Linked DNA regions of Homo sapiens: all the other regions are linked to region 1. The links are chromatin loops, found by intact Hi-C in ENCODE. Cell type or tissue: PC-3. All regions are shown on one strand.

Evidence for each region. Hi-C counts contacts between places; a loop is a spot of excess contacts. Peaks named below come from ENCODE experiments on the same cell type or tissue, not always from the same donor. Only the 100,000 strongest peaks of a DNase experiment are listed, where the experiment ranks them.
Region 2: it touches region 1 in a loop (5-fold over the local background); 2 of 110 quality-filtered maps call a loop at or near these places.
Region 3: it touches region 1 in a loop (5-fold over the local background); 2 of 110 quality-filtered maps call a loop at or near these places.
Region 4: a loop joins it to region 1, with 5 times the contacts of the local background. A loop is called at or near these places in 2 of 110 quality-filtered maps.

What each region holds. Positions count from the first base shown.
Region 1 is chr3:36,521,473-36,529,472 of GRCh38, reverse strand. STAC (SH3 and cysteine rich domain) reads right to left here. Exons shown (of 11, transcript NM_003149.3): 9 at 726-777; 10 at 488-625. Among named protein-coding and RNA genes, the nearest start is that of STAC, 140 kb to the right of the region's middle. In PC-3, no CTCF peak of the experiment used is centred here; a DNase peak (open chromatin) is centred at 3,862; H3K4me3 peaks cover 332 bases; H3K27ac peaks cover 1,252 bases.
Region 2 is chr3:35,961,377-35,969,376 of GRCh38, reverse strand. No RefSeq gene overlaps it. Among named protein-coding and RNA genes, the nearest start is that of MIR128-2, 220 kb to the right of the region's middle. In PC-3, a CTCF peak has its summit at 3,273; a DNase peak (open chromatin) is centred at 3,286.
Region 3 is chr3:36,411,888-36,419,887 of GRCh38, reverse strand. The region is part of intron 1 of STAC (SH3 and cysteine rich domain); the gene reads right to left. The region is part of intron 2 of LOC124906227 (a long non-coding RNA gene); the gene reads left to right. Among named protein-coding and RNA genes, the nearest start is that of STAC, 35 kb to the right of the region's middle. In PC-3, no CTCF peak of the experiment used is centred here; a DNase peak (open chromatin) is centred at 3,037; H3K4me3 peaks cover 413 bases; H3K27ac peaks cover 1,982 bases.
Region 4 is chr3:36,459,193-36,467,192 of GRCh38, reverse strand. The region is part of intron 2 of STAC (SH3 and cysteine rich domain); the gene reads right to left. Among named protein-coding and RNA genes, the nearest start is that of STAC, 83 kb to the right of the region's middle. In PC-3, no CTCF peak of the experiment used is centred here; no DNase peak of the experiment used is centred here.

The DNA of each region.
Region 1 (8,000 bases):
TAAATTTAGTCCGTGTCTTTTGCAATGATATGAAGGTGTTATGGGCTTCAGTGAATAGGTAGAGACTTGGAGTCCAGATAAGAAAACCCAAGAGGTTCCTAATAGCAACAACTAATAACGAAGTATTTGTTAGAGAGCACTGAAGAATTAACCACACCTTTGTTGGACGCTAACTCAGAGCCCAAATGAGAGAAGCTGTCCACATCAGAGACCGGTGGTCTTCTGAGAAGAGCATGGGGGACGAGATGTCGTCGCCTGCCACTATCACGTTTCGTTTATGAACAGGTATCACCAAGTGAGATTCCTAAAATTTTAGTTTGCATGTTTAGCTCCTACAACACTGACATCATTGGAGTAAGTATATCTTTTCTCAAAGTGAATACTTTGAATGTGACCCCACTCATTCAGATTTATACATATTATTAAGTTTATTAAAATGACACCCTATTTGGCTCATATCTGGAATGTGTTTGTGTGGTTTACTCACCTGATTCTCTTTCAGTGTTATCTGCCCCTGTTCCTTACACCCAATGAAGGTTCTAACACATCTAAAAATCTTCTCATTTTGTTGTAGTCTCTGAACAAAGTTGGCTGGAAAGAAGCCAATTCTGTCTTGAATTTTCCCCTGAAAGGAAAAAGGAGGCATGCATCCACAATTGTAGCATGTATTATAATAGTTACCAAATGATTTTCTCTTTTTTTTTTAAAGAAAGAGGAACACTTACTTTCCACCAGTCTTCATTGGAATCCTCTAAAAGAGTAATTATGTCTCCTGGCCTAAAATGAAGAATGAATGAGTTAGGTAAAGGAAAAAAAAAGAAAAATAACATACTTTAAAGTCAGGAGTAATCATTTCTCATTTACACAAATAGTCTTAAAAGAAATAGAAATAAAGTAAATATAACTTTTACCAGTTCTTCCTACCAAGAAAATAGCTGTATTACACATTGAAGGCAAACATGATTTTATGCTGTATTTTAAAAATAACTCTTTTTTTTTTTTTTTTAAACAGAGTCTCGCTCTGTCGCCAGGCTGGAGTGCAGTGGCATGATCTTGGCTCACTGCAACCTCTGACTCGCTGGTTCAAGCTATTCTCCTGCCTCAGCCTCCCGAGTAGCTGGGATTACAGGCATCTGCCACCATGCCCAGATCATTTTTGTATTTTTAGTAGAGATGGGGTTTCACCATGTTGGCCAGGATGGTCTCAATCTCCTGACCTCACGATCTGCCCGCCTCGGCTTCCCAAAGTGTTGGGATTACAGGCGTGAGTCATCCAGCCCAGCCAAAAATAACTGTTACCTGTAGTTTGATACATAAATGATCATGAAGCTCCAAAATTTCAAGATACAAATCTCCCTTCTTCTCAGCCCCATGATCTACCTCCCGTCCCCTGTGTGTCCTTCTAGACTCCTTCCCACACACTTACATTTATACATAGATATGTTCATGTATTTTTTTTGTTTAGTATTGACATCTAGAATTGGTCATTATCTTTATCATTATCTACACCTTCCCAATACCCTCTCAAAACCTAGCACACTTTTGCTTAGCTCCATTTTTCCTGTCTGCCATCTTTTATGCTGGTGTAATTGGAGTTTTGTACTAGATTTGTGTATGTGTGCATGTGTGTGTGTGTGTCAACATTCTACATCATTCATCAAGAATTACTTGGGTTTGGCTGAAGACTAATGTGTTTTTGTTGTTTAATTCTTTCTATTCAACACAGCTGTGACAATTGGAAGGCTGTTATTTTTCACACTGGGAAAACTTTCTCTACTATTTCTTTCATGTTTTTCTCCCATCTATGATGTTCTCTCTTCTTTCCTTCTGGAACTTCTTGTCAACACATACTGGACCTTCTGAATCCATCCTCACATTTTTTGTCTTTCTTACACACTTACAGTCTTATTTTCCTCTATGTTCTTAAATTTTTTTCTCAATTTTATTTTCCTGATCATTTATTTTGTATTTGGGCTTGTCTTCTATTATTTATCATAATACTGAGAATTGTTTTAGAAAAAGTTTTCAGAAAACATTTTTAGAAAAAAATAGTTTCTAAGGGTTCTTTATTATTTCTGAAATTTTTCTTTCTTTCTCATTATTTCCTTATTCTTTTCTGAAAGAGTTCTGAAAGTGGCTTTCCATCATGGATGCAATGTTATAATGGATTGTATAGAGATTATTATATTTTCAAAACAATATTTCTTTCTTTTACTGAATATTTGTTTCCTCTGAAATTAGTTGGCCTATCCTTTATCTTATTACTTCTTTTTTATGTCAAGTATTTTTTCTAAAATCTAATGTTTCTTGGTTATCTCTTTTTATGAAAGACTGAAAATGGAAAATGGAGGTAGGTGGATGTGGACAGGCTTCTCCGCTATTCTATACCTATGGTCTGCCATGGGTCTCCCTTTCAAGTGCAAGGGCTATTTACAGGCTCTGTTTAAGGGAGCAGCGTGTGTCAATTGGTGCGTCTCCTCCCTTTTGGATACTTGAACGTATAGCAGATAAGCAGTATGGTGCCGCCTCCTCCTCCTATCCTAATAGCTGTAGCAAGGAGGATTTTCTTACCACTGGTGAGAGAAAAGGTCAGCTTATTTTTCTCCTAAGTAGAGCTGCCTTTTCCTTTTTTCCATGCCCTCTAGAAGGTCTGAAGGTCCAGAGTTATCTCAACACAGTTCTTATTTCCCAGGCTTCTATGCTCACATAAGAGCCCTCCTTAGGCATGGGTTCTTTTTCTTTAGAGTATAGGTGTTGGCTTAATTCTGGAGTTCAACATCATTGCTGCCAATTGTTCATTATAAGTAGTAATGCGGTGCTATGAATACAGTTGAGACTGTATCACTTATGTATTGTCACAGTAATGCTGTGTGATAAACAGCCACAAAACCCCAATGGCTCACTCACAGGCCTGGGTGTTGGCTGGCTTTTGCTGAGGTGACTGGGGTGACTTTGCCCTATTCCACATTTCTCATTCCTTGGAAGGTCAGTTTCATAGCAATGATCAAAGTTCAGGAGCAGTGCGTGGAAACATGCAAAGCACATGATGCCTCTAAGGCTTAGATCCAGAACTGACACATTGTCACTTTGCTTCATTTCATTGGCCAAAGCAAGTCTCAAGGCCAGTTCAGACTCAAGGGATAGGGTAACAGGCTCCATCCACCTCTGTTTTGGGAGGAACTGCAAAGTCCCATGACAGGGGCATGAATATGGGGAGGGGGGGTGAATAATTAGGGCCATTAATGCAATCAATCCACTGCAGACTCTCACGCTTTTCAGTGAAGTCCTGTGCATTCCGGGTCTCTTTAAATGTGCTCCCCCTTCTATAGCTGTTTTGTCCTGAGTATTCTTTGGTCTCTGGTCATCTTCATTGTTCACAATTCAACTGCATTTGCTGTAGTCTGCGAGGAAATTCCCAAGATTTCTGGTTCTCTCTTAGCATGCGTTCTTGTTTTCTAGTACTGTTATAGATGTGTTAAAAAAAATGTATTTTCTGACATGTTTAGGAATTGGAGCAAAAGTAGATTTGCGTATTCATTTTGCTATTCTGATCCAATCTCCTTTGCTGTCATTTTCAATTCTCAGTTAATATCTATCTTCATCAGGGATTCCAAATATAACAGGCTTGTCACATCTGCAGCATTAAGCACAACTGGCATTTTGGTATTTCAACAGTCACAGTTTCATGCTGATGCCGCAGAAAGCGAGGTGGCTGAAAATCACTCTTTCCCAGGTCAGGGATTTAATTAAGCAGCAAGGATGAAAGTCAATGTAGAAAAATCTTCTAAGCCCCAGCAGATTTTATTTAAACCAGTAACCTAAGAAACCATGAGTCAGTATCAAACACAATGACTTTGCTGCTGCTCTGGCAGAAACTGTAAATAGGGAATAAAGCTGGGGGAGGTACCTTTCCCTAAGAGTGAAAGAGGCAGACTGTGGGAGGTACCTTTCCCTAAGGGTGAAAGAGGGTGCTGCCTCAATCCGACCTCTATTTTTATAGTCTACTGAGAGACTCACTCTTGGCTGTGCCTAGAGGTGGACAGTCCCCAGCACTTGACCCTCATTAACTGAATTACACATTAGAATAAGGCACTCACTGGGATAACAGGCTATAATCTTATGAGAAATACCAGACATACTTCTGGAAGTGTGATGAGGGTTCTGTCCTTTCCTAAAAAAGAGCTCCACCAGGATCAGAAAATTGCTTGGTGAGTGATTTATTTATCCATTTATTATTTCTTTGGTTTTTGTTTACCCACTCATTCAACAAATATTTATAGAATGTGGGCTCTGAAAGAGTGTCATCTTACTAGGCACTGGGTTTACTCTGGTGAATAAAATCCTCACTAGAGCTAATAGTATAGTGAGAAAGATAGACAATAAACAAGTAAATAGATAAAAAAACTTAATAAATAGATACTAATAATAAACATATCACATATGTATAATTATTAAGTATATAATTGTAAATTGGCATAAGGACTATGAGGGAAGTTAGAAGATGTAGCCAAAAAGGACCAGTAGACTCCTCTTGAGATTAGCCAAACGCTCTAAGTACCTGGCAGAGATAGCTAATGCCTCTTTTTCACTATAGAGAGGATCTTGCTCGAGGGTAGCCCTTGAATCCAAGGTAGTAACTCTCTAACATCTAGGCCAGCAAATCTGTGGCTTGTGGGATTTTTTACTGCCCCCATATCCTTCCAGGCATCACCCAACAATCTCAGCACTCTTTCCCACAGAGCCTGCCTTCTGATTTAGAATCCTTTTCAACACTGGGCTCTAGGTGGTGGATCTGAGTAGGCATGCAAGATGAAACCACTCTGTGTAACATAGCTTATTATTTTTTATATACATATATTTTATTTATTTATTTATTTTTTTGAGATGGAGTTTCACTCTGTCGCCCAGGCTGGAGTGCAGTGGTGCTATCTCAGTTCACTGCAACCTCTGCCTCCCAGGTTCAAGCGATTCTCCTGCCTCAGCCTCCTAAGTAGCTGGGAAGAAAGGCGCCCGCTACCATGCCTGGCTGATTTTTGTATTTTTAGTAGAGACAGGGTTTCACCACGTTGGCCAGGCTGGTCTCGAACTCCTGACCTCATGATCTGCCTGCCTTAGCCTCCCAAAGTGCTGGGATTACAGGCGTGAGCCACCGCGCCTGGCCCGCTTATTATTATTTGTTAAAAATTAGTCTTGACCCAGTTTTGAGGCTCTAGCTGGAGGCTGGTCAGTTCCCCTTCTTAAGCAGCTGACTAAGTCCGCACCCCAACAACTCCTTGATGGGGGCTCTTGTACTCTGGGCCACTCTGTACCACCCCTAATGTCCCATTCTAGAGCCAGGTACTAGATAATGTGGGACATCCCCTGTGCCCTGGAACCTGTGAAAATTATTCAAATTAATCAATCTACAGGGAGCCCCTGGAAACCTAGCCTACCCCACAGCCTGCCATACATAATCTGCCTACTGTAGCTCCAGCTTCCTGTTACCCTGACTCCCACAGCAACCTTCTGTGTTGCCCTTAGTGGCAACCCTTCACTCTCAACTGTGAGTTTTCTTCTGAACCCTTTCTTAATTTAGTTATCTTCTCTTGCCATGGTGTTGGTGTGTTGTGCGATGTCATCAAAGAAACAAATGAAAACATTCTGCCAACTGGCTCAATTTAGGGAGAGCCGTGCCATTGGTCCCAAAGGAATGGTGGCCTAATGCTTAAAATTCTCCTTTCCCCAGGTTAGACTTGGCTAATCCATGACTCTGCCCTCAGTTGTTTCATGCTTCTGTGGCTGTCAGGCCCTTTCCATGGAATAATTCTTCATTCAGGTTATCACACTACAGGCACATTTGAGAAAAGTCCTTCTCTGGCTTAATAGTTATTCTCTTGCTTTTAGGAGACTTTATGTTCTTGATACATTACGTCTAGAGTTTACAATTTAACTCTATTTCCAAATTCTTGGGACCAACTTGATGGGCCCCCAGTTACTTAAAAAACATTTCCTTTGCTTAGTTCAATCAGAGCATTGTACATTCAGGTAAAGGTTTTGCTTACATTGTAATCCACAATTGTATACCATGATGTAAAGTATAATGCAATTCATAAACAATTCAAGCATCAGTTTCCTTTAGTGAAAAGAGGTCAGAGCACCACAGCTGGCCTTTTGCTTTTGTTTGCTCAGTAAAATTTGCCATAGGCCCAGAGGAAGATTTGCAAGTTAGTTATATAATGATTTATAGGAACTCTTGAAATGGTGAAAGGGCTGTGAGCTCACAAGAATTAGAATAAAATAACAAAAGCAACTACAGAATTATGGCTTACCAGTGAGGAGGACAGGGTTTAATTTTGAGTGTGTGTGTACTTGCACACATGTGCGTGAGAACCAATGGTTGCTTTCTGGGTTCATTCTCAGCAGTCCTGTCTCTCTTATTTCTCAGTTTTTCATATGGGCATTGGAACCATCTCTTCCACCACCAGGTAAACTGTCTGCAGGGACTCAGTGTACACAAAGGGTATGAATGATATGAGCTGAGCTTGGCCAGCTACATGGAACTATTCTGCAAGATGTTAGAAAGATGGTTTGATCTTCCAGGGTGGGGTCTTGGAGGAAGGAGTATGAGTTGCCCTGAGGCATCCCCCGCCCAGCCCAGCCTCTCTCCAATCCCCAAGTAGAGCACAAATTCCTAGGAGAGGAGACACGACACCCTCCAGATGAGGACACTGCTTCTGAGAGAAACATTTTCTCTACTATCTGAGACAACCTGAGACCTCAGATTGGCCCTACTTTGGGAAGCACATGGTAAAAGCAGAATGCCCTAGGGCCTTTGCTTTCTGAATGTTTTAAAATTCAAAGAAAAGGAGTCTTGTCTCACTCCTCCATTTCTGCTCATTTATCCTAGGAAAACTCTATGACATTCAAGTATTTTCTGAATGTTTATAAAACATCAGGTATTGGGTGTGCATTGGGGGATACAAAAATCAAAAAAATTATCTAAGCCTGGGTTTTCTTATCTGTAAGGTTAGGATAATAGCACTTACCCCATCAATATTTTTTGAGGACTAAATGACAAAATATTTGTAATGCATATTTAGATAAGCGCCCATTAGATGGTGGCTGTTATTGTAAAGACATAGTTACTGCCTTCAAGATGTCAGTAATTTCAAAGGATAAAGACAATAAACTGTTTAAAGTAAGGGTCATCCCTGAGGGAGAAGCAAATGCTAGCATGGTGGGGAGATGACAAACAAATATAGAACTGATCCCAAACAAAAATCCCAAATACATGTCTCTTTGAGGATTGGCTATCTCAATTATATTTATATACTTATATATTATGCATGATAAATTATTGTGAGCTATATTTACTTTGCAAAGTTAAATCTTTTTTTTCTTTTTTTTAAAGACAGTCTCACTCTGTTGTCCAGGTTGGAGTGCAATGGTGCAATCATGGGTCACTCCAGCCTCTACCTCCTGGGCTTGAGCAATCCTCCTGCTCAGCCTCCCAAGTATCTGGGACTACAGGTACATGACACCACTCCCAGCTAACTTTTAAAATTTTTTATAGGATCTCACGATGTTGCCCAGGCTGGTTTCTAACTCTTGGCCTCAAATGATCCTCCTGCCTCAGCATCCCAAAATGTTGGGCTTACAGACACGAGCCACCATGCCTGGCCTCAAAGTTAAGTCTTTATCACTGTGATTGATATACAGTAGGGCTTAAAATTGCTAATTTTCATGTAAACCTGCATTTTTCCACTTGTAAATTAGAAGATTTATTCTAATCATTGCCTTTTACGTTTATGTCTCATTAGGTTTTTGGCAGGGATGGTTGGTTAATGAAATAGCCTTGACTTCAGTGGCTTCAGACGCTAACATTTGGTGTGATTCGGAGCTATGGAAAACCTTCTCCCTCTCTTCATACTGTCCCTCTTCCCCTTCCTTGTCCACTCCACGTAGTGACCACAAAGGTGTATCAGGGCCCAGGAGCTGGACCTAGTATTCTATTACCCAGG
Region 2 (8,000 bases), 560 kb after region 1:
AAAAATCTGTGTTCTAATGCATGATACTCAGAAAGTCATTAATCCCTTGGTATTTCAATTTTCTCATATGTAAGAAGAAATTATTAGACTTGATAAATTTCAAGACCCCTCAAACTCTTTTTAAAAAGCTATTACTCTTATTACACATTTAAAGTATGCGTACTGTTATTTTCTCTCTCAAAAAAGCCCTCCAAATTAACCTACTTTTTTACTTGTGACTAGATTTGGCTATAAGGGCATCCATGATAGAAATCTAAAAAGTTTCCTAACATCCTTTTATTGCCTTTCTCAAATCTTCCCCCCAGCAATAGATGCTTAGTAATATTACATCTATATAATTATGGAAAACCACTGGGACCAGTCTTCATCAGCAAATGAATATAAGTTTCATTGTAACTTTCAGATCATACTTACACTAGGAGCAAATGATAATATCATTCCCTATAAAAGAAAAGAGAAAGAAGAAAAATAGTATCTCTAATATATAACAGACTCTTTTATAGTACTATTGCTAAAATTTAAATAGGATCACTAAAGGAGCAATAACAGAATATAAACATAAGAAATGCCAGGCTAATATGGACATTGTGATTAATTATAAGTGATTTTTACAGCTAATATAAAGGAGACAATTATAGATTATCTTATAAAAAAGGAACATGCTATGTTTTCAGGAAAATACTTATTTTTTTCTATTAAGTCCTAAATTAACCACACAATGTAAGCATTGTTTTCACCAGAGATTAAACAGAGAATACCTCATATAGAATTCAAAAGTATAATGCTAAAATGTACTCCATTGAAGTCCTCCTAAGTCTAGGTTCACAGTTTCTTGTTGCTATATTTCTTTCCCATAAATTAAGTAAATTGCAACCAAAAATAATCTTGTTTCCTTGTTCCTGTCAAATAGTGCCCACAAATGCCACCAACTGAAACTACACAGGCTATATCTCCATTAAAGGAGCTTGCTTATCACCAGGCCTGACAGAGTATCACATATAAATTGTTACTGATAGGCTTATTCACAGGCAAATGATATGTTGTGCACATTTATAATGAGCACTCTGCATTATCCATTTCCAAAAAAGCACCATGTTATTCAATGTAAGAAACTCTGATTTTGGCTTGTTACAAATCAAATATGTCACATGATTCACAGTATCTAACAACGTAGAACTTCTTTACATAACAAATTCACTACAATTAGAAAACATGTGAAACATTTTTCTAAAAATATATGCCTAACAGCCTCAAGTTCTTAAAAACTCCAATTCAAATGTTATCCTCACCACACTAGGAATCTTGGAGACTTAAGAGGCACTGAGACAACAGTATCCTCTTTCCTTTCCACATAGTAAGAGAAATTTCGGAGTAAGTCTGCAAACCATTTACCATGCCCCTATCACTTATGTGATTAAGAGTGAGCAACAGGTAGCACAAGCAAGCACTTCAAAAGCATACTTCTCTATGCCCCCAACTTCAGTCTTTCACACTCTGCAAAAACAGGACTCCTCATAACTTTCTTCCATGCCCCTGTGCTTTCATCTGCCAGCAGCATGACCCTATTCTTCTCTGTCTTCAGTTTCTCCTTCCTGTCCTGTCAGTCCAAGGGTATCCTATCCATCCTTCAAAATTCAGGTTAAACTTCCCTTTTTCAGAAGTCCTTCCTGACCATTGCTGACACCAACCATTGCTGCACTCCCTCCTTGCCACTGATGCTCTGTGACTTGTCACACTTTGCACAGACATTGTATCATGTCTGCATATGTGTCACCTCTGCTCCACAGCAAGGTTTTAGCCACAGGATTTTTTATTATACAATTTATAGGATAACACAATCTCCTAGGTATTCTTCTGAAAATATATGCCAATATATCTGGCACAGTGGGTTGCATGGAATACATCTTCATTGAAGATAATAGCCTTACCTTATTGCCTTTTAGTGATTATAAATAAATATCAAGCCATTTTTTACCTCTAGTGTTACTGTTTCAGGAGGACGCAAAGAAAACCCTTTTGGATCCTCTCCTAACCCAAAACTTAAATTGAAGGAAGCACTGTTTTTTAGAGGCTGCAAAGAGAAGACTGCTTCATGGGCTCAGAAACCTAGTGGTAAGTGTGAGCGCTGTCCATAGTTGCCTGGCTTAGAAACACAGGTAATTTCTATATGAAGTTCACTCAAGTTTGCAAAAGCTGAGATGAGATGCTGTGAGTGGGGGTCTAACCTGTCTTTCTCACCCTTGTTTATTACTTAACTAGCATTTTGCTGACTCCCTCTTCAGTGAGTGACTTCACTAGGAATGAAACAAAGAGGATGAGCTAATAAGAGCCATTTCCAAGGCGCTTTATGCAGAGTGTTTTGTCCAATGGGGACCTCTCATATATTCACCTTGAACTGTAGTGGTTTCAGTTAAGGTGTCACAGAAGCTTTTTCTAAAGAGGGTTATACTTCAACACATGGATGAGTAATTTAGAAAATTCCTAATGGGCCAAATACAGGAAGAAAAGTCCAGCAAATACAATTATTCACAAGTCTAAGAAATAATTGTCTCTTTAGTATTTTGCCACAAAGAATAATGCCTAAAACTCTGCCCTTTCACTTCCTTCTTTTGAACTGTGAGGGGTTTTTACTTCCAAAATTATTTCATACCATTAGAATAGAATATAAAGAGAAAAACAATGAAAGAAAATGTACCTAGAATAAAGCTGGAAAACAAAATGGGAATATTGAGAAGAAAAGATCATATTCAGAAAAGAAACAGAAGCCATGTGTGGCCATCTTCAAAAGTCAGTCAATCAACAGACCCCAGAAGCAGTTCCACTATTTATATAAAAGGACTTTGGATGGAACAATTGGCTAAAAGAAGGGTCTTAAATCTGCATTTGCAGATACTTTACATGAGACTGTTAAGATCAATTATTAGTGTCAAAGAGAGCCAAGGCTTACCTTTGTCATAGGTACACACACACACACACACACACACACACACATTCTTTGTGGAGCATTGTCCCAGTGCAGTGATTTCCTTGAATCTCACAATTCTGGGACTCAGAGCTTCTGCTTCAAGTTCTCATTGTTTTAAAGTAATGACCCTGAGTCTGGAAGGACTTTAATTCCCCAAATTGAATACTTCCTAACACAAATAACTGATAATCAGGGGAAATTACTTAGCCTTGATTTCTGGGAGTCTCTGAATTGTGTAGGATAAAGTAAATGATGTTAATCTAAAAAGATGGTAGGCAACTTGAATTCATGTTAGTCAAGAGCTCCATCTCCTGTTCTATGTGGGTATGTTCTCAAAACAGTTTCCACCAGCACGGGATTGCTATGCACACCAGAGTAATCAGAAAAAGTAAGCCAGTTCATAGCTTTTTTGCAATGTAGATTCTCGATTCTTTTGTTCACTCACTGTGCCTAAAAATGAATGCCATTTCTATTGTGGGAGTACTGACAACTGAGAGAGGGAAATGCTGAATTAAATATGGTTTTACATGTTGAGCTTACAGTAAAGAAAAAAGGGTGCCAGCAATTTTATTGAAATAATTTTACACTTTCATTTAGAGAAATCAATTTTGTGCCTTAGGAACAGCAACAAGAAAACTTTCTATCAGCTCTGTGAAATAAATGGGCCTCAGTGTAGATCTAGTTCAAGTTGGCAATGAAACATCTACCCTGTCTTATAAATTGAACCAAGTTTGGTCTATTTGACACTGTAAAACTTATTCTATTGATTCTACCCTTATTCTCCCTCAGCGTTCTGCCTTTTACTACAAAAGGAGCTTAAAGGATAGGAAAATGAAAGGGAAAGTGTTTATTATAAGATAAAAATGCTAAGGATCTAATAAATGTGAGATAATGATTTAGCAGAAGAGATGCTATTATACAAAATTACATTTTTCTTTTTTTGTTCAGTGTTAAGAACAACTTTTTTGGCAACAACCCATTGTTAGTTTTTGTTTGCTTGATATTCTTTGTTTTTATTGGAAACCAAGGAAAAGGCTCAGTAAAACCAACCAACTTTATATGTACAATTATACTAGGAGGCTTTGTAATTTAGAGCAACTAAACCAACTGACACTGACTGTTTGAACAGCCTCTATGAATTCCAGATTATTCCCTTTGTAAGGAAGGATTAAATCCTTTCCTTTCATATCTGAATGCATTATTATTGTGTCATCCCCCAGTAACATATTGAAACTTAGAAACACATTGCCTATTATATTTATGAGATAGATAGATAAATACACACACACGCGCACACACACACACGCACGCACACATATTAGGGTTAGGGTTAGGGTTGATTCTAGCCTGGCTTTATTCTCTCTCAATGTTCTGCCTTTTACTACAATAGAAGCTTAAAGGAGCAGAAAATACTATCTGTGTGTGTGTGTGTGTGTGTGTATATTTACCTATTTCAAAATATAACTATATTTTTAATCAATACAGTTAATTAGATTCTATATAAAAAAAATTTACATAGAAGTCCATGCCCTTTGTCATTTTAACCTTAGGAAAAAGAGGCCCAGCTTATCTTATTGGTTTTTCACATTAAATAGCATGCTATTAACCTCAGAGAGCAATAACATGCTAATGTGACTTGGCTGTCATAATTTCCAGATAACTGAGGCAGCACGAAAAACTATCATATTAACATCACCCCTTTATTACTGTATATAATCATACCCAATATCCTGAAATGCTTAATTATGATTGAGTGTATGATTAAATATTTTATATCCAGAAGGCAATTGGTATGAAATAGTAAACAGAGAAAATACAGATATCCAAATTATAATTATTTTTAAAATTGTCATCATTAGCCACAAAGACAGGTTTGTATCCACATGGATACATTTTGCCATGTAATCAGTGAGGGCTCATTCTTAGTTGATCCACAAATTTCTCTACAGGAAAGTGTTAGGAGAAGCTAGCATTATCTCTGCTTTTTTTTTTTATTGTTATAGTGCATTTTGAAGAAAAAGTTTCGAAAAATAAATATAGATATTTGATATAGGGTTGAGACCAATTCTGATATCATCTTCCAAGGAACTTACAAGGTAATAATCAAGGGATGTCATTAAATACTAGTTTTTCCATGAGTAGGTAATAATGTGACAAGGACCATGGCAAGCAGAAAAAAAAGACAAAAACCAACCATTATGTATAACGCTGTATTTTATGGCATAAATTCTATGAAATCTATGTGGTTTACAGACATGTAAGGTAGTGAGATTATAAATACTTTTTATTTTTTCTATATTAAGTTTCATTAAGAATAGTATTACTCATAACTGGAGAAAAATAGTGAATGACATCAATATGAGATAAGTCATGTAAAGTACTTAACGATGTGTCAGGATGTACTAATCAATATATTTTTTTTAATTTTGTTTTTCCTTTCTTCCCTTATCTCTTCCTGCTTGGTGCTATTTTCTGCCCAAACTGAATCATGAGTCTGAAGTTATGGTGTCTAAACAGTTAACAATGCTTCCCTACATTATTCTCAATGTTAAGCTATCCACACAGTGCATATAAAAATATTAGAAACTCAGCCCCATTCTCTGCCACTTATCTACTCATTTATGCCCTTGTCTTAGCTCTACATATGATTTCTTACCTTCTGTTGGACTTTCTGTATTCAACAATAGAGCTCACATTCAAGGAAATGATTTTGCCTTCTTCCTCCTGCTTATTCCAGTATGTCCCTCTGCTTCTTTTTCTCATTCTCCCCAAAGTGATTATAATCACACAAAACACAATAGAACACTTTGGATAGCAATTTCTCACCTTCAATTTTGCTTTACTCCTTTGCAAACATTTCTACATCAGAATCTTTTACATTGCTTTGTTTAGAAATAGCATGCTGTCTTTCTATCTACTGTTATAAGCTTTTGCAAATCATCCCTCAAAATGTTCTGTATCACACTAAGGTCTTTTTTAATTGGTTGTACCTTAAAAAGGTTATAGGATTTGATTTAAATTTCTAAGGATAAGTAACTGAGACTATTCAGTTGTGTCTAACTTTTTTCTTATTAACTTCCTAAGTTTCAAGTGCCCCCCCCACCCAGCTCAATATGAGAAGTCCTGGGCAAATTTGAAGTTTTATATTTTAAATAAAAACAAAATCCATCTTCTATTTATCAAAGCCTCAAGAACATATTTTGGGGGGTAGGGTAGAAGGGTAGCTTTTAAAATAACTCTGATAATGTTTCAGTTGTTTGACTACTATCTATAAAGAAAAATTACTTAGAAATATTTATGCCATCTGGGTAGAGACTAAGTAAAACTTCCACTTTACAACTTACTTTCTTGAGTATTCTCTTAGGGAGGAATAAGTGGAAAAGAAAAAGGATTGGAAAAAGTCAAAGCAGATATTGATTTTCATGTGATACCTGATACTTACCTAAGTATTGGTATTTTCATTCCTACCAATGGAAAGTAGAGAGGATAACCATTGGAAGTTATTGTTCCAGACACTAATGATGAACTAGCACCTCTGTTTGCAAAGGTACTTTTATATATACAAACATATTCAACATTCAAGGCAGCTCCGTGATGTCAGTAGAGCAAGACAAATCTTTTAAAATAGGACTCAATTTTTTTTCATCACTCTCCTTCCACAAAGGCTACTAAATGCACTTAGGTACTTAGTATCTAGTGTGGGAATCACTGCTGCCTTGTTGGCTTTTGACTGTGGCTATCTTCATCAGGCATTCATCAGTACATGAGCAGTCTAAGTAAAAATTCTCATCAAATCAATTAAACAGAGAAAATGTCTGAGAACTTCCAAACATAAGCTTTAGCTCAGTGAGCGTAATGGAAACCAAGAGCTGGTTGAAGGATAAACCAGAGCAGCAATTTTCAGGTGGCCACTCCATAGGAGCATAAAAGCACCACAAGCATAAACTTAGATTTCCGTGCAGAATTCTCATGTACCTAGTGAAATGTAATCTGGATTCAGTCCAGCTGAAGTCAACAGAATCCTAGAGTGTGAATTTAACAATTGAAAAAACAATTCTTGGCTAGCAATATCTGGTTCCTGGGAGGAGTTTTATCTTAGCATGTTGCCACTATTGCAACCAGCCTTTCGTAAAGTCAGTACTCATGAACCATGGATATCATAAAACTGCATGGCTTCCTGCATGCTACAGTGATGTCTTCAGGGGAAAAAAAGCAATTTATGTCAATATATACATTTCAAAATTTTTCATTTGATTGCTGATGTAGCTTGAAGGTTTTGTCCCCTCCAAATCTCACATTGAAATGGGATCCCCAATGTTGGAGGTGGAACCTGATGGGAGTGTTTGGGTTATGGAGACAGATCCCTCATGAATGGTTTCATACTGTCCTGTGGTAGTGAGTGAGTGCTCACTCTCTTAGTTCTTGCCAGGGCTGGTTGTTTAAAGGAGTCTGGCACCTTCGCCTTTCTCTCTTGCACCCTCCCTCACCATGTGACATGTCTGCTATCTCTTCACCTCCCACCATAAGCAAAAGTTTCCTGAGGCATCACCCAAAGAAGATGCTGCTGCCATGCTTGTACAGCCTGCAGAACTATGAGCCAAATAAACCACTTTTCTATACAAATTACCCATTCTCAGGTATTCCTTTATAGCAATGCAAAACAGAATAACGCAATTGCTGAAATGATGACTGGTTTGGAAAATCACTGAGGAAAGGAAGGAACAACAAGACCTTCAGAACGGTGCTTTCCAGTACAAAAGCCAGAAAGAAACTTTAAAACAGCTTGAACATGATTTTTGGAAGTATATTCATGTAAATTAACTTTATTCTGAGTGCCAATGAGTAACACCATTTAAATATAACTAGTGGAGAAAAGGGTGAAATGAAAGATAAATACAAATATGTTAAAAATTATTTTATATTTAGCACATGTAAAAATTCTTTATTTTTGATAAAGAAGAGATATCTAATTTTTGTTAATATATAATTGATTATTAATAACACCTTCACATAAACACTAAACAAATATCCAAAG
Region 3 (8,000 bases), 110 kb after region 1:
TGCCCCAAATATGGTGCTTTGACAGGCTGAGCTGAAGAAGCAGCCTTATGGTGTCTCGGGCCTTCCCCTGCTCCTGTCTCTCAATCCTCTGTGTTTTCCAAAGCACAGGATGAGGTTGTTTTCTGAAGTCCTCTTATCTGCCTAAAGTCTGGACCTGCCAAAGAAGAAAACAGTTCTTCTTCCCTGACCTGAACAGACTTTTGTTATAAACCATTGTCTGCTCTGAGGGTGGTCCAAAAAACTTTCTGTCAGGCCATTGTATGTTCTTCAAGCCCGTTGAATTCCCCTAAAAATCATGTGCTGCCCCCTTATGTCATCCACACTTCCTCATCTCCCTTTCTCCTAAGAAGAAGGGTGTATAACCATCTTTACCCCATTGTGTGGTGGTACAATCACTCTGTGATTCTCCCACACACACACTAACAAATTTGTATGCCATTTCTTCTACTCATTTGCCTTTTGTGTGTTGATTTTTCAGTGAACCTTTAGGGGGTGAAGGAGAGGTTTTTCCCTTTGCCTCTGCATAGTAAACGTTAATGGGTTATGTTCCAATTAAATAAATTTACAATGCAGTTTCAAAGAGCCACACTAAAGCCAAAATAACTCCTAAAGAACAAATAAGAGAATTAGGAAGGAGAATGACAAATGCTGAGAAAGAGGAGGGCTTTGCAGTATTAATATTAGATAGAATTGAATTTAAGTTAAAAGAAGTTAGTGAGACAGAGTCAAACTTAGTGGTGAATGGTACAATCCAAAATGAAGTTTAAACAATTATGTTATTGTGCACCAAATAACATGACATTAGACTATTGAAGATAATTTCTTTTTTTTTTTTTTTTTGAGTCGGAGTTTCACTCTCGTTGCCCAGGCTGGAGTGCAATGGCGCGATCTCGGCTCACTGCAACCTCCGCCTCTCAGGTTCAAGCCATTCTCCTGCCTCAGCCTCCCGGGTAGCTGGGAGTACAGGCATGCACCACCATGTCTGGCTAATTTTGTATTTTTAGTAGAGACAGGGTTTCTCCATGTTGGTCAGGGTGGCCTCCATCTCCCGACCTCAGGTGATCTGCCCGCCTCGGCCTCCCAAAGTGCTGGGATTACAGGCGTGAGCCACCACATCAGGTCAAAGATAAATATTTTAAACTATAAGAAGAAATAGAAAGAAATGAATCAGTAGTAAAATACTTTGATATCCTTCAATCCATGGTTAATCTCACACTGTAAAAGAAAGTATAAAATATATGAACAATTGAACTTATAATATTGATTTAATCGAGAGTATTAAGATTTTTACACTTCAGTAAATAAATTTTATTTTCAAGTGCCTAGGAAACACTCACCAAAAATTACCTTATGAGAAACCACAAAGGAATTCTCAATGAGTTCCTCAGAATAGATGATTAAACAAGCCACATTCTATTAGCACAGAACTGTGGAATCATTTAATAACCCAAAGGCAAACATTAAAACACCTAAACAACTGGAAATTAATCCTCACCTCTCATTAGCATGTATGCATGCACACACACATCCTCTTCTGTTTCAGGGTATTAAAAAATAGTTATGAAAATAATAAGTGTAAAAACTTTAAGAGATACAATCATAGTTGTATTTAAGAGTAACTTCAAAGCCATTAAAGAGTTCATTGTTACAAAGGAAATAGTGCATATTGATGAAGCAAGAAGCAACTAAAAAATTATAAAAAGAAAAACAAAGGAAGGCCTAAGAAATCAGGAGAGATACCGAAAAATCATAAAATAGATAAATCAAAGAACTAGTTTATTGAAAAAAATGTTAAAATAGAAAAATTTACTTAGTCTAATCAATAGGAAAAGAAAATATCCCACTAAAACAAAATTTAGAATAAGAAAGGTGGTATAACCACAAATGCAAATGATTTGAGAACCTTCACTCATATACTTGAATATTTGGCCTTAAAAAATAACCTCTCTAGGAAAATGTAAATTGCTAAAATTAATTTAAAAATGAAAGAATAGCTGATTAGCTTAAACATCAAAGAAAATATGGAAAATGATTTTTAAATAATTATCTGCAAAGGAATGGCTGGACTGGTTTTTTATGGGCAAGTTTCTCCAAAATGTTAAGGAACACATAAATTCTATAATACATAATCTGTCCCATAGCATAGATCCAATTCATCTTTTTTCAAACCTATACTATTCCCTTGCTGGAACCCGGTGAAGAGAATGTGAACAGAAATATAGAAACATCCACATTCTACAAACCAATTTCCTTTCTAAATACAAAGAGAAACTTTAAGTAAAATACTAGGAAACCAAATAAATATGTTTTTCAATTATATTCTGTGGTCAAATAGGGTTTATTCTAGGAACAAAGACTATTATTTACATTGTTCTGAGAACTCTGGCTGTAAACCGTAAAGCAAACAATAGAAAAATTTATATACGTGTGTGTGTGTTTGTGTGAGTGTTTGTGTGTGTATAAGTACACTGGACTGTAAGAAGAGTGAACATAAACTATGCTGATTCCCCTGAATCCATTCCTGGATGTGCTACATAGACAGGAAGAAGGTTGAAGGCTCCAAGGACACAGGAAAAGAGAGACACTACTAGGCCTTTGGGTTCCATTTATATGGGAAAAACATCTTAAACTTAGAAGAGAGCTGAGCACCATGGCATACACAGGGTATCATGTTTTAAGGAGGGCCCTTCCCTCTCCTACATGGCTTTAGGAAGTTCATTGCCTCCTACACTCTTGTCCATGCAGAGCATTTATGCAGCAATGCCAGTTTGGGGCACACTGGAGGCTGTGGGGCCGCAGAGAATCTTTGGATGCCTGGTGCCATGGGGGGCAGATATATCAGGAGTAGGCCAAAGACCTGCCCCAAAGTTCTCCCTGGCCAAAAAAAAGTGCCTAATGTGAAAATGCAGGGAAGTTTCCTGAAAAGCAGCATTACTTGGTTGGGTGATGGGGGTTATAAACAGGGAGTGGTTGAATCCAGGTAACAGTACCAGAGGAAGCCTGCTCTTTGGTGCATTACTCACTCCTCAAATAAGAGCAAGGGACATGCTCAATGGCTTGTGCTTTTGCTTCCCTGACCACATACAAATTACCAGCCAAGGCAGCAAATACTCCCAGGGGAATATAGCCCTCAGGAAAAAATAACATGGCATAGAGAAGACAATGATTGGGCCAGAATAGAATATAAACTTAATATATGCATAATACATATCCTAAAGAATTAAGGGGCAATGTCAGAGGCATGATGCAAGAATAAGCAATCTTTCACAGGGAACCGACTGGAGATGATGGGCATAAAAAATACAAGACTTGATATAAAGAGCCCAAGAGAAGGACTGAATAGCAGCAAGGATAACTTTGTGCAGATGATTAAAATGTTTTATTAAAGTGTATATAAAGAGACCTGAATAATAGGAAGGTATACCATGTTTATGAATGATATACCAGAGTGCAGTGGCAAGCTCATGGCTCACTGAAGCCTCAAACTCATGGGCTCAAGCAATCCTCCCACCTCAGCCTCCTAAGTAGCTGGGACTACAGGCATGTGCCACCATGGTTGGCTAATTTTAAGAAAAATTTTGGAGATACCATGTCTCACTATGTTTCCCAGGCTGGTCTTGAAGTCCTGGGCTCAAGTGATCCTCCCACACCAGCTTCCAGAGTAGCTAAGATTATAGGCATGAGCCACCATGCTTGGCCTGACTAACATTTTTAGTAAGTCAATTCTTTCCAAGTTACTATAAAAATTAAAAGTAATTCCCAAAGGATACTGAACAAATTAACATCTGCAATAAAAATTATATTACAGAATAAAGGAACCAGAATAAAGAGCCAACGTCCTATTTAGAAAGAGGAGCAAAGAGAGTAATAGCCCAACTAGATTTTAAGACATACTAGAAAGCCACAAGAATGTTAAAAATACATGATACTTATTTTTAATAAATAGATATTTATAAAATACCATATACAACCATATATATCAATGGAATTGAATGTAAACATAGAACTCCGAAACAGATGGGTGAGTGCATGTAGAATTTTGTGAATATCAGAATGGTTTAGGACAAATTGGATTCCTTCTTCTCCTTGTGTCACACACAAATTTACAGTTGAGTTAAATATCTAGGGCGGTTCCAAGATGGCCAAATAGGAACAGCTCCAATCTACAGCTCCCAACGTGAGCGACGCAGAAGATGGGTGATTTCTGCATTTCCAACTGAGGTACCGGGTTCCTCTCACTGGGGCTTGTCAGACAGTGGGTGCCGGACAGTGGGTGCAGTGCACCAACGGTGAGCCGAAGCAGGGGGTCAGGGAATTCCCTTTCATAGCCAAGCAAAGCTGTGACAGATGGCACCTGGAAAACTGGGTCACTCCCACCCCAATACTGTGCTTTTCCAATGGTCTTAGCAAACAGCACACCAGGAGATTATATCCCACGCCCACGGAGCCTTGCTCATTGCTAGCACAGCAGTCTGAGATTGAACTGCAAGGTGGCAACGAGGCTGGGGGAGGGGCGCCTGCCATTGCTGAGGCTTGAGTAGGTAAACATAGTGGCTGGGAAGCTGGAATGGGTGGAGCCCACCGCAGCTCAAGGAGGCCTGCCTGCCTCTGTAGACTCCACCTCTGGGGGCAGGGCATAGCTGAAAAAAAGGCAGCAGAAACCTCTGCAGACTTAAATGTCCCTGTCTGACAGCTTTGAAGAGAGTAGTGGTTCTCCCAGTACGCAGCTTGAGATCCGAGAACCGACAGACTGCCTCCTCAAGTGGGTCCCTGATCACCGAGTAGCCTATCTGGGAGGCACTCCCCAGTAGGGGCAGACTGACACCTCACACGGCTGGGCACCCCTGTGAGATGAAACCTCCAGAGGAATGATCAGACAGCAACATTTGCTGTTCAGCAATATTCGCTGTTCTGCAGCCTCCACTGCTGATACCTAGGCAAACAGGGTCTGGAGTGGACCTCTAGCAAACTCCAACAGACCTGCAGCTGAGGGTCCTGAGTGTTAAAAGGAAAACTAACAAACAGAAAGGACATCCACTCCAAAGCCCCATCTGTATGTCACCATCATCAAAGACCAAAGGTAGATAAAACCACAAAGATGGGGAAAAAACAGAACAGAAAAACTGAAAATTCTAAAAATCAGAGCACCTCTCCTCCTCCAAAGGAACGCAGCTCCTTACCAGCAACAGAACAAAGCTGGACAGAGAATGACGAGTTGAGAGAAGAGGGCTTCAGACGATCAAACTTCTCCGAGCTAAAGGAGAAAGTTCGAACCCATCGCAAAGAAGTTAAAAACCTTGAAAAAAGATTAGATGAATGGCTAACTAGAATAACCAATGCAGAGGAGTCCTTAAAGGACCTGATGGAGCTGAAAACCATGGCACGAGAACTACGTGATGCATGCACAAGCTTCAGTAGCCCATTCGATCAACTGGAAGAAAGGGTATCAGTGATGGAAGATCAAATGAATGAAATGAAGCGAGAAGATAAGTTTAGAGAAAAAAGAATAAAAAGAAACAAACAAATCCTCCGAGAAATATGGGACTATGTGAAAAGACCAAATCTACGTCTGATTGGTGTACCTGAAAGTGATGGGGAGAATTGAACCCAGTTGGAAAACACTCTGCAGGATATTATCCAGGAGAACTTCCCCAACCTAGCAAGGCAGGTCAACATTCAAATTCAGGAAATACAGAGAATGCCACAAAGATACTCCTTGAGAAGAGAAACTCCAAGACACATAATTGTCAGATTTACCAAAGTTGAAATGAAGGAAAAAATGTTAAGGGCAGCCAGAGAGAAAGGTCGGGTTACCCACAAAGGGTAGCCCATCAGACTAACAGCTGATCTCCTGGCAGAAACTCTACAAGCCAGAAGAGAGTGGGGGCCAATATTCAACATTCTTAAAGAAAAGAATTTTCAACCCAGAATTTCATATCCAGTCAAACTAAGCTTCATAAGTGAAAAAGAAATAAAATCCTTTACAGACAAGCAAATGCTGAGAGATTTTGTCACCACCAGCCCTGCCCTAAAAGAGCTCCTGAAGGAAGCATTAAACATGGAAAGGAGCAACTGGTACCAGCCACTGCAAAAGCATGCCAAATTGTAAAGACTATTGATGCTAGGAAGAAACTGCATCAACTAATGAGCAAAATAACCAGCTAACATCATAATGACAGGATCAAATTCACACATAACAATATTAACCTTAAATGTAAATGGGCTAAATGCTCCAATTAAAAGACACAGACTGGCAAATTGGATAAAGAGTCAAGACCCATCAGTGTGCTGTATTCGGGAAACCCATCTCACATGCAGAGACATACATAGGCTCAAAATAAAAGGATGCAGGAAGATCTACCAAGCAAATGGAAAACAAAAAAAAGCAGGGGTTGTAATCCTAGTCTCTGATAAAACAGACTTTAAACCAACAAAGATCAAAAGAGACAAAGAAGGCCATTACATAATGGTAAAGGGATCAATTCAACAGCAAGAGCTAACTATCCTAAATATATATGCACCCAATACAGGAACACCCAGATTCATAAAGTAAGTCCTTAGAGACCTACAAAGAGACCTAGACTCCCACACAATAATAATGGGAGACTTAACACCTCACTGTCAACATTAGACAGATCAATGAGACAGAAAGTTAACAAGGATATCCAGGAATTGAACTCAGCTCTGCACCAAGTGGACCTAATAGACATCTATAGAACCGTCCACCCCAAATCAACAGAATATACATTCGTCTCAGCACCACACTGCACCTATTCCAAAATTGACCACATAGTTGGAAGTAAAGCACTCCTCAGCAAATGTAAAAGAACAGAAATTATAACAAACTGTCTCTCAGACCACAGTGCAATCAAACTAGAACTCAGGATTAAGAAACTCACTCAAAACTGCTCAACTACATGGAAACTGAACAACCTGCTCCTGAATGACTACTGGGTACATAACGAAATGTATGCCTCACCACCCCAAATTTGTAAATTCCTTGTAGATTGGATTAAGTCTATTTAGAAAGAGGAGCAAAGATAGTGATATCCCAACCAGATTTTAAGACATACTGCAAAACCATAGGAATTAAAAAAATACGTAATATTTTAGGTAAAACCATATATATCAATGGAATTGAATCAAACATAGAGCCCTGAAACAGGTGAGTGAGTGTGTGTAGAATTTTGTGAGTATAAGAATGGTTTAGGATAATTGGATTCCTTTGTCTCTTCATGCCACACAGAAATTTACAGTTGAATTAAAAATCTAAATGTGAAAGAATAAAACTGACAAATGACAATGTAGAAGAATATCTTTGGCACTTTGTATGTTTCTTAAAGCAGTTCTCAGTCTTTTTTTCCCCCGAAAGGCTTTCTTTCCTCCCACTGCAGACTCTTTTAGTTGTATACCCAATTTCCAATTCCTACTTCTCTTTCCCTTTAAAAAAAAAACCTCTATTTTTCTTGGAACAGCAATGTATCCAGCTTTCCTTACAGCTAGAAATGGCCATGTGACAGTTTTGGCCAATGAAATGTACATCCAATGTAGATTTCTCGAGAGTTTTGCTTTCCTAATAAAAGAGAGAACATGATTGTCCCTCCCTTTCTTTCTTTCCTTCTTGTCCAGAACATAGGCGTAATGTCAAAAGCTACAGCAGCCCTCCTGCCATTTCAATGCAATAAGCAAGAGTACATAAACCAACCAGACAAGGTGGCTGAGCAAAGGAAGATCTTCATGACTTTGCTGAGTAGTTGAACTAAGACAGCCACTTCCCACCTCCAGACTTCTTGCTATGTAAGAAAAACAGACCCATATTTGCTTAAATTATTGTAAGTTAGGTTTTTCTGTCTGTTACTTTTAGTCAAAATTATCTTTAACTTGTACAGTTAATATATTTAACTGGTATAGCACATATATGCTATACTCCCATGGGCATATGTAGATTTTTGATAAATCCAAAATATTATTGTGAGAAGTTAAATCTGCAAAATTTTGAA
Region 4 (8,000 bases), 62 kb after region 1:
TTTCATACCAGGGATGCAGGGATGGTTTAACATATGTAAGTCAATAAATGTGATACACCACATAAACAGAATTAAAAATGAAAATTACACGATCATCTCAATAGACACAGAAAATGCATTTGACAAAATCCAGCATCACTTTATGATTAAAACCCTCAGCAAAGTAAGCATAGAAGGGACATACCTTAAGGTAATAAAAGCCATTTATGACACACAGCCCACATTTATATTGAACAAGGGAAAGTTGAAAGCATTCCCCCCGAGAACTGGAACAAGACTAGGATGCCCACTTTCAACATTTCTATTCAACATAGTAGTGGAAGACCTAGCCAGAGCAATCAGACAAGAGAAAGAAATAAAGGGCATCCAAATCAGTAAAAAGGAAGTCAAACTGTCGCTATTTGCTGATGATACAATCCTATACCTAGAAAACCCTAAAGAGTCATCCAAAAAGCTCCTAGAATTGATAAATGAATCCAGCAAAGTTTTAGGATACAAACCTAATGTACCCAAATCAATAGCTCTGCTATATACCAACAGTGACCAAGCTGAGAATCAAGTAAAGAACTCAATCCATTCCAGAATAGCTGCAAGAAAAACTACAAAGCACTGCTGAAAGAAATCATAGATGACACAAACAAATGGAAACACATCTCATGTTCATGAATGGGTTTAATCAATATTGGGAAAATGACCATATTGCCAAAAGCAATCTATAAATTCAATGCAATTCCCATTAAAATACCAACACCATTCTTCACAGAACTAGAAAAAAACAATCCTAGAATTCATATGAAACCAAAAAAGAGCCCACATAGACAAAGCAAGACTAAGCAAAAAGAACAAATCTGGAAGCATCATATTACCCAACTTCCAACTATACTATAAAGCCATAGTCACCAAAACAGCATGGTACTGGTATAAAAATAGGCACATAGACCAATGAAACAGAATATAGAACCCAGAAATAAAGCCATATACTTACAGCCACTTGATCTCTGTGACAAAGCAAAGAAAAACATACAGTGGAGAAAAGACATCCTATTCAACAAATGGTGCTGGGATAATTGCAAGTCACATGTAGAAGAATGAAATTGGATCCTCATCTCTCACCTTATACAAAAATCAACTTAAGATGGATCAAATATTTAAATCTAAGACCTGAAACCATAAATATTTATGATGATTAATACTGAATGTGAGTGTCAGCTTGATTGGATTGAGGGATACAAAGTATTAATCCTGGGTGTGTCTGGGTGGGTGTTGCCAAAAGAGATTAACATTTGAATCAGTGGGCGGGGGAAGGTAGATCCACCCTTAATCTGGTGGGCACAATCTAATCAGCTTCCAGTGAATATAAATCAGGCAGAAAAATTTGTAAAAGAGAGATGGGCCTAGCCTCCCAGCCTACCTCTTTCTCCCATGCTGGATGCTTCCTGCCCTCAAACATCGGTCTCCAAGTTCTTCAGTTTTGGGACTCAGAGTGGCTCTCCTTGCACCTCAGCTTGCAGACAGCCTGTTGTGGGACCTTGTGATCATGTAAGTTAATATTTAATAAATTCCCCTTTAGTACTGTTAGTTCTGTCCCTCTAAGAGAACCCTGAGTAATACAATATTCTAGAAAATAACATTGGAAAAACCCTTCTAGATATTGGCTTAGGCAAAGACTTCATGACCAAGAACCCAAAAGCAAATGCAGCAAAAACAAAGATAAATAGATGGGACTTAGTTAAACTAAAAAGCTTCTTCACAGCAACATAAATAATCATCAGAGTTAACACACAGCCCACAGAATGGGAGAAAATCTTCACAATGTATACCTCCAACAAAGGACTAATATCCAGAATCTACAAGGAACTCAAACAAATCAGGAAGAAAATAAACAATCTCATCAAAAAGTCGGTTAAGGACATGAATAGACAGCTCTCTAGAGAAGATATAGAAATGGCCAACAAACATATGAAAAAATGTTCAACATCACTAATTATCAGGGAAATGCAAATCAAAACCACAATGTGATACCACCTCACTCCTGCAAGAATGGTCATAATAAAAACATTTAAAAAATAGATGTTGGTATGGATGTAGTGAAAAGGGAACACTTTTACACTGTTGGTAGGAATGTAAATGAGTACAAACACTATGGAAAACTGTGGAGACTCTGTAAAGAACTAAAAGTAGATGTACTGCTTGATTCAGCAATCCCAGTACTGGCTATTTACCCTGAGGAAAAGTCATGATACGAAAAAGACACGTGCACATGCATGTTTACAGAAGCACAAGTCACAACTGCAAAAATGTGGGACCAGCCCAAATGCCCATCAATCAACTAGTGGATAAAGAAAATGTGTAAAAAAAAAAATACACACACACACACACACCATGGAATACTACTCAACCATAAAAAGGAACAAAATAATGTCATTCATAGCAACCTGGATGGAATCGGAGACTATTGTTCCAATAACTCAGGAATGGAAATAACTCAGGAATGGAAAACCAAACATCATATGATCTCACTAATATGTGGGAGCTAAGCTTTGAAAAGGCAAAGGCATAAGAAAGATACATTGGACTTCGGGGACTTGGGGGAAAGAGTTTGCAGGGGTGAGGGATAAAGGACGGCACATTGGTACAGTGTACACTGCTCAAGTAATAGGTACACCAAAATCTCAGAAATCACCACTAAAGAACTTATTATGTAACCAAAGCCACCTGTTCCCTGAAAATCTATTGAAATAAAAAAATAAATTAAAAATAATCTGACAAAGTGCTAATGTCCAGAATCTACAATGAACTCCAACAAGTTTACAAGAAAAAAACAAACAACCCCATCAAAAAGTGGGCAAATAATATGAACAGACACTTCTCAAAAGAAGACATTTATGCAGCCAAAAGACACATGAAAAAATGCTCATCATCACTGGCCATCAGAGAAATGCAAATCAAAACCACAATGAGATACCATCTCACACCAGTTAGAATGGCGATCATTAAAGAGTCAGGAAACAACAGGTGCTGGAGAGGATGTGCATAAATAGGAACACTTTTACACTGTTGGTGGGACTGTAAACTAGTTCAACCATTGTGCAAGTCAGTGTGGCGATTCCTCAGGGATCTAGAACTAGAAATACCATTTGACCCAGCAATCCCATTACTGGGTATATACCCAAAGGATTATAAATCATGCTGCTATAAAGACACATGCACACGTATGTTTACTGTGGCACTATTCACAATAGCAAAGACTTGGAACCAACCCAAATGTCCAACAATGATAGACTGGATTAAGAGAATGTGGCACATATACATCATGGAATACTATGCAGCCATAAAAAAGGATGAGTTCATGTCCTTTGTAGGGAGGGACATGGATGAAGCTGGAAACCATCATTCTCAGTAAACTATCGCAAGGACAAAAAACCAAACACCGCATGTTCTCACTCATAGGTGGGAATTGAACAATGAGATCACATGGACACAGGAAGGGGAACATCGCACACTGGGGCCTGTTGTGGGGTGGGGGGAGGGGGGAGGGATAGCATTTGGAGATATACCTAATGTTGAATGACGAGTTAATGGGTTCAGCACACCAACATGGCACATGTATATATATGTAACTAACCTGCACGATGTGCACATACATGTACCCGAAAACTTAAAGTATAATTAAAAAAAAAAAGAAAAACTACCAAAAAAAATTAAAAAAAATTAAAATGAGAGATTTTGTTATAGACACAGACGTATGCTTCTTGTGTTTCAGGATTTTGGATGGATTTTAGAGCCACACATTCCTGGATTCAAAGCCCGGCTCCAATATATTCCATCAAAGGTGCAAGGAGGACAGAGAGAAGACTTTACTAGCCTAATGACTGAGGATGAAATTAAAAGAAAAATTATTTCAGGAACCCCTGCCAAAAGGTACCTTGTCTACACAATTGTAAGAATAGCTTTTTATCAAATCATTGAGAGAATTCCCTTCTATGAAGTTGCACAATATAACAAAAAAGCTTCTTAATTAATTTTATAAGTTGCACTAAAAATGAAACCAAAATTTCTCGAAGCAAAGAAGAGAAACTACAGATCAATCTTACTTATAAGTGTAAAAATTTTAAATCCAATGTTAGCAAAACAAAGTCCACCTTGTACAGAAAGAAGAGTCACATGATCTTGTCAGGTTTTTTTTCCCAGGAATGCAAAGATCACTTATTATGAAAAATAGCTGTCAACCTAACAATCATATAAAATTGTTATATTATAACAATCATATAAATAGACTTCTCATTCTGACATAAACTGTGACTAAATATGGGACAGAAGGGTACTTCCCTATTATAATAAGGAATACACATGTGAAATAAATTTCTATGATATGTAATGTGGAAACATTAGAATCTCTTCCTTACCATCCACAAAAATTGCTCTCATCAAGGTTACTAGACACCATGATCCACTTGGCTAAGTGCCACAGTCAAAGTCTTTCCCATAATTGAGCTATCAACAACATTTGACAAGGCTGATCATTCTCTCCTCAATCTATTTTCCTTTTTGGCTTTGAAGACAACACATTTTCTTGGCTTACACCTACCACACTGGTCACTCCTTCCCAGTCCCTTTGCTAGTTCCTCCTCTTCTACCCAACTTTTTAACATTGGAGGGCTCCAGGGCTCAGTCATTGGTCCTCTTCTCTGTCTATACTTACTCCCTGGCTCATATCCAAAGGTCTTATGCCTTTAAATACTATTTATATGATGATTATTTCAAAATTATATCTCTAATCTAGACAAGACTCTCAAACTCCAGACCTACTTATACACCTGACTGCTTGACACTTATTTCTTTTGGCTTGGCTGTCAAATAAACATTTCAATTTTAACGTGACTAACACTGAATTTTCCCCCAATGCATACTCCAGAATCTACACAACTTCACGTACTCCAAAACTTATAGTAGACAGTTTCCCTATCTAAGTTGATGGAAACTCCATTTTTCAAGTTGCTTAGTCCAGAAACCTTGGAAGCATCCCCATCTCCTATTTTTCCCATACAGCCAACATGTAGAAAATCAATCCTGTTGGAGTCATTCAAAATATATGAACAATCTGACCCTGTCTCTATTCTTCCTGCTGTACCTTTATCTCTTACCTGAATTACTGTAATAGCCTCCTAACTGTTCTGCTTGCGTCAATCCTCGCCCCCACGCCATTGAAGTCTATTTTTCACATAACAGCAACACCAACCATTTGCAAGTATAATTAGATCCATGTCCTGTTAATTACCCTACAGAATAAAAGCCAAAGTCCTTGCAGTGGCCTACAGAGTTGCACAAGATCTCTCTGCTCCTTTACTCTGTATTCTTTATTCTCTCTGTTTTAGACCCACACTGGCCTGTGGCTGTTACTTAAAGACACCAAGTATGCTCTGCTTTGAGGTTTGCTCTAGCTGTTTCATTCACTTGGAATGCTTCTTCCCAGGAGTTCCTTCATTTTCTGCAAAATTTACTCATATTATCTTCTTGATGACTCTCATTCTGACCACCTCATGTGATACTGCAACCTGCCCCCTGCCTCTGCACTTCTTTCTCTTCTTGTTTGTTTTACATTTTCCTTCTTTCCATATCATTTATCACCTTAGAAAATTATCTATCTACCTATCATCAATCACCTTCTTACCTATCTATTCATCTCTATCCATCCATTCATCCATCATCCATCCATCGTCTCCCCAGTTAAAATGTCAACTCTTTGAGAGCGAAGATCTTTGCCTGGTTTGTTCATTGATGCATCCCAAGTGTTCAGAACAGGGTTTAGCACAAGAGGAGATACTCCATAAGTATTTGCTGAATGAATTCCTATTTAAGTTTGAAAAAATGCAAAGGTGTCTGATATTAATAATACTCAGCATGCTTATTAAATAAGAAAAACATTTCTTGAAGGGATGCCAATTTTCAAGTGGTTCTGCAGATTTACCAGAATTCGAGTTGAAATATCAATGGGATTTGGGTGGGGAACTTCATAAAATGATTCTAAAAATAAATATTGAAAAGTACATGCAAAATATTTAGAAAACTCTCATTCAAAATATGCATATACATACATGTAAAAAAGTCTAGCAGGGCACACACCAAGATGTTAATAATATGTCTATCTGGATTGTGGAATTGTAATTCCTCTTGTTCTTGTTTTTGCTTACTCATATTTCCTCATTTTCCATAGTGAGCATATTTTCTTATATTAAGAAATAAAACACTACATATTTTTGAAAGGAAATGTTATTATTTTTGAAGAATTGGCTATTCAGGATTTTTTTGTGGTTTCCTATGAATTTTAGAATTGTGTTTTATACATCTATGAGAAAGACATTTGAAAATTTTGATAGGGATTGCATTGAATCTGTAAATCGCTTTGGGTAGTATGGACTTTTAACCATATTAGTTAGTTTTCAATGCTTTATAAACTTCAAAGCATGTTTTTTAATCCACATTTTCTGACCGAGGTTTTCCAGCCTCTGCACTACTGACACTGAGGCCTGGTAATTCTTTGTTCTGTGTATGTGTGCAGGGCTGCCCTGTGCATAGTTAGCAGCATCCCTGGCCTCTACCCACTAATGCCGGCAGCACCCCTTCTCCTACAGTTGTAACAACCATAAATATCTCCAGAAATTGCCAAATGTCCCCTGGGGGTAGGGTTGCCAGATAAAATACAGAAAGTTCAATTAGATTTTAATTTCATATAATAAATTTTTTTGTGTGTTAGTGTTTCCCAAATATTGCATGGGACAAGTGTGTCCCAAATATTGCCAGTGACCTATTAAAAAAATTTGTCGTTTATCTGAATTTCAAATTTAACTGGGTGTTGTATCTTTTTATTTGCTAAAGTATGAGGCAAATTGCTCCAGTTGAAAACCAGCAATGTAGAGCAAAAGTTGTTTTCAGCTATTTTTTTTAATAGCTGAGGAACCTGGCTTGAGGTTCCTCAGGTTCTTCCAAGCTGAGGGAAGTGCTTGGTCTAAGGCTATAGGGCAAGAATGGGGCAGAGATGAGATCTGAACACAGGTATCCTGATTACAGATTCCCTCTTCTTTCCTTTGCATAGAAGAACTATTCATCTTTATTCCTGAAGGGTTGAAACTGAGAGATAATAAAGATCAAGGTCACTTGACACAGGACTGTGCTCAAGGTTGCCAAGTAGAGACTGCATACACTTTCTCTAACATGGTTCTTTGAAGTTAGCTATTATTCCTCACTTAACAGATGGAAAATTGAGGATCAGAGAGTTTAAACAATGTTACTAGATTAACTAGTTAGTGAGTGGTAGAGCTAGAATCCTAAAGGAGGTCTGACTTAATGCATACCTGACATTGCATTTCTGTCTGGTGTCCTTTACTTAGTTATTCTCCCCCTCTTTCATCAACTAGCCTTACCTGAAACCTTCTAGCTAGATTTTCTGGTTTTGCCAAGATACCAGTTCTTTGATCTATCATAATTTGGAAATCAGGAATAAAAGAATAAACTGGCCGAGAAGTCTTTTAAAATACTGTTTCTGACGAAAACCAAATCATGAAACCATTTGATTTTCCTTTTGGATATGGTGCCTCCTAAATGAGGAGTTCATTAAAAGAGAGACAATGGTTAAGCTAGAGCAATCTGTACACTATGTATTAACTTCTGGAAAATTAAAAATTGATTCTGTCATGCTTTTATTTTAAAGAAAATATGGGATGTTTTGATTCTTGGTACACAACAGGATATTGCTGCTAAGAACTGTAGATAGTTTGGTAGAGAGTCATTAACTCCTATTCATCCTTCAATACCCAACTCAAATACTACATTCTTCATGGAACTTTCATTGACCTCTTCCTCCTGAGGTAGAACTATTGTTTCCACTTGTGGCTTTCCCTAGTACTTTGTATATGCTTTGGTTCAGGTGTTTTTATGTGTATCCCCAATTATTTACCAGGATAATCTGTATATATGAAGCATCTGTGGGGAAAAAAAGAAAT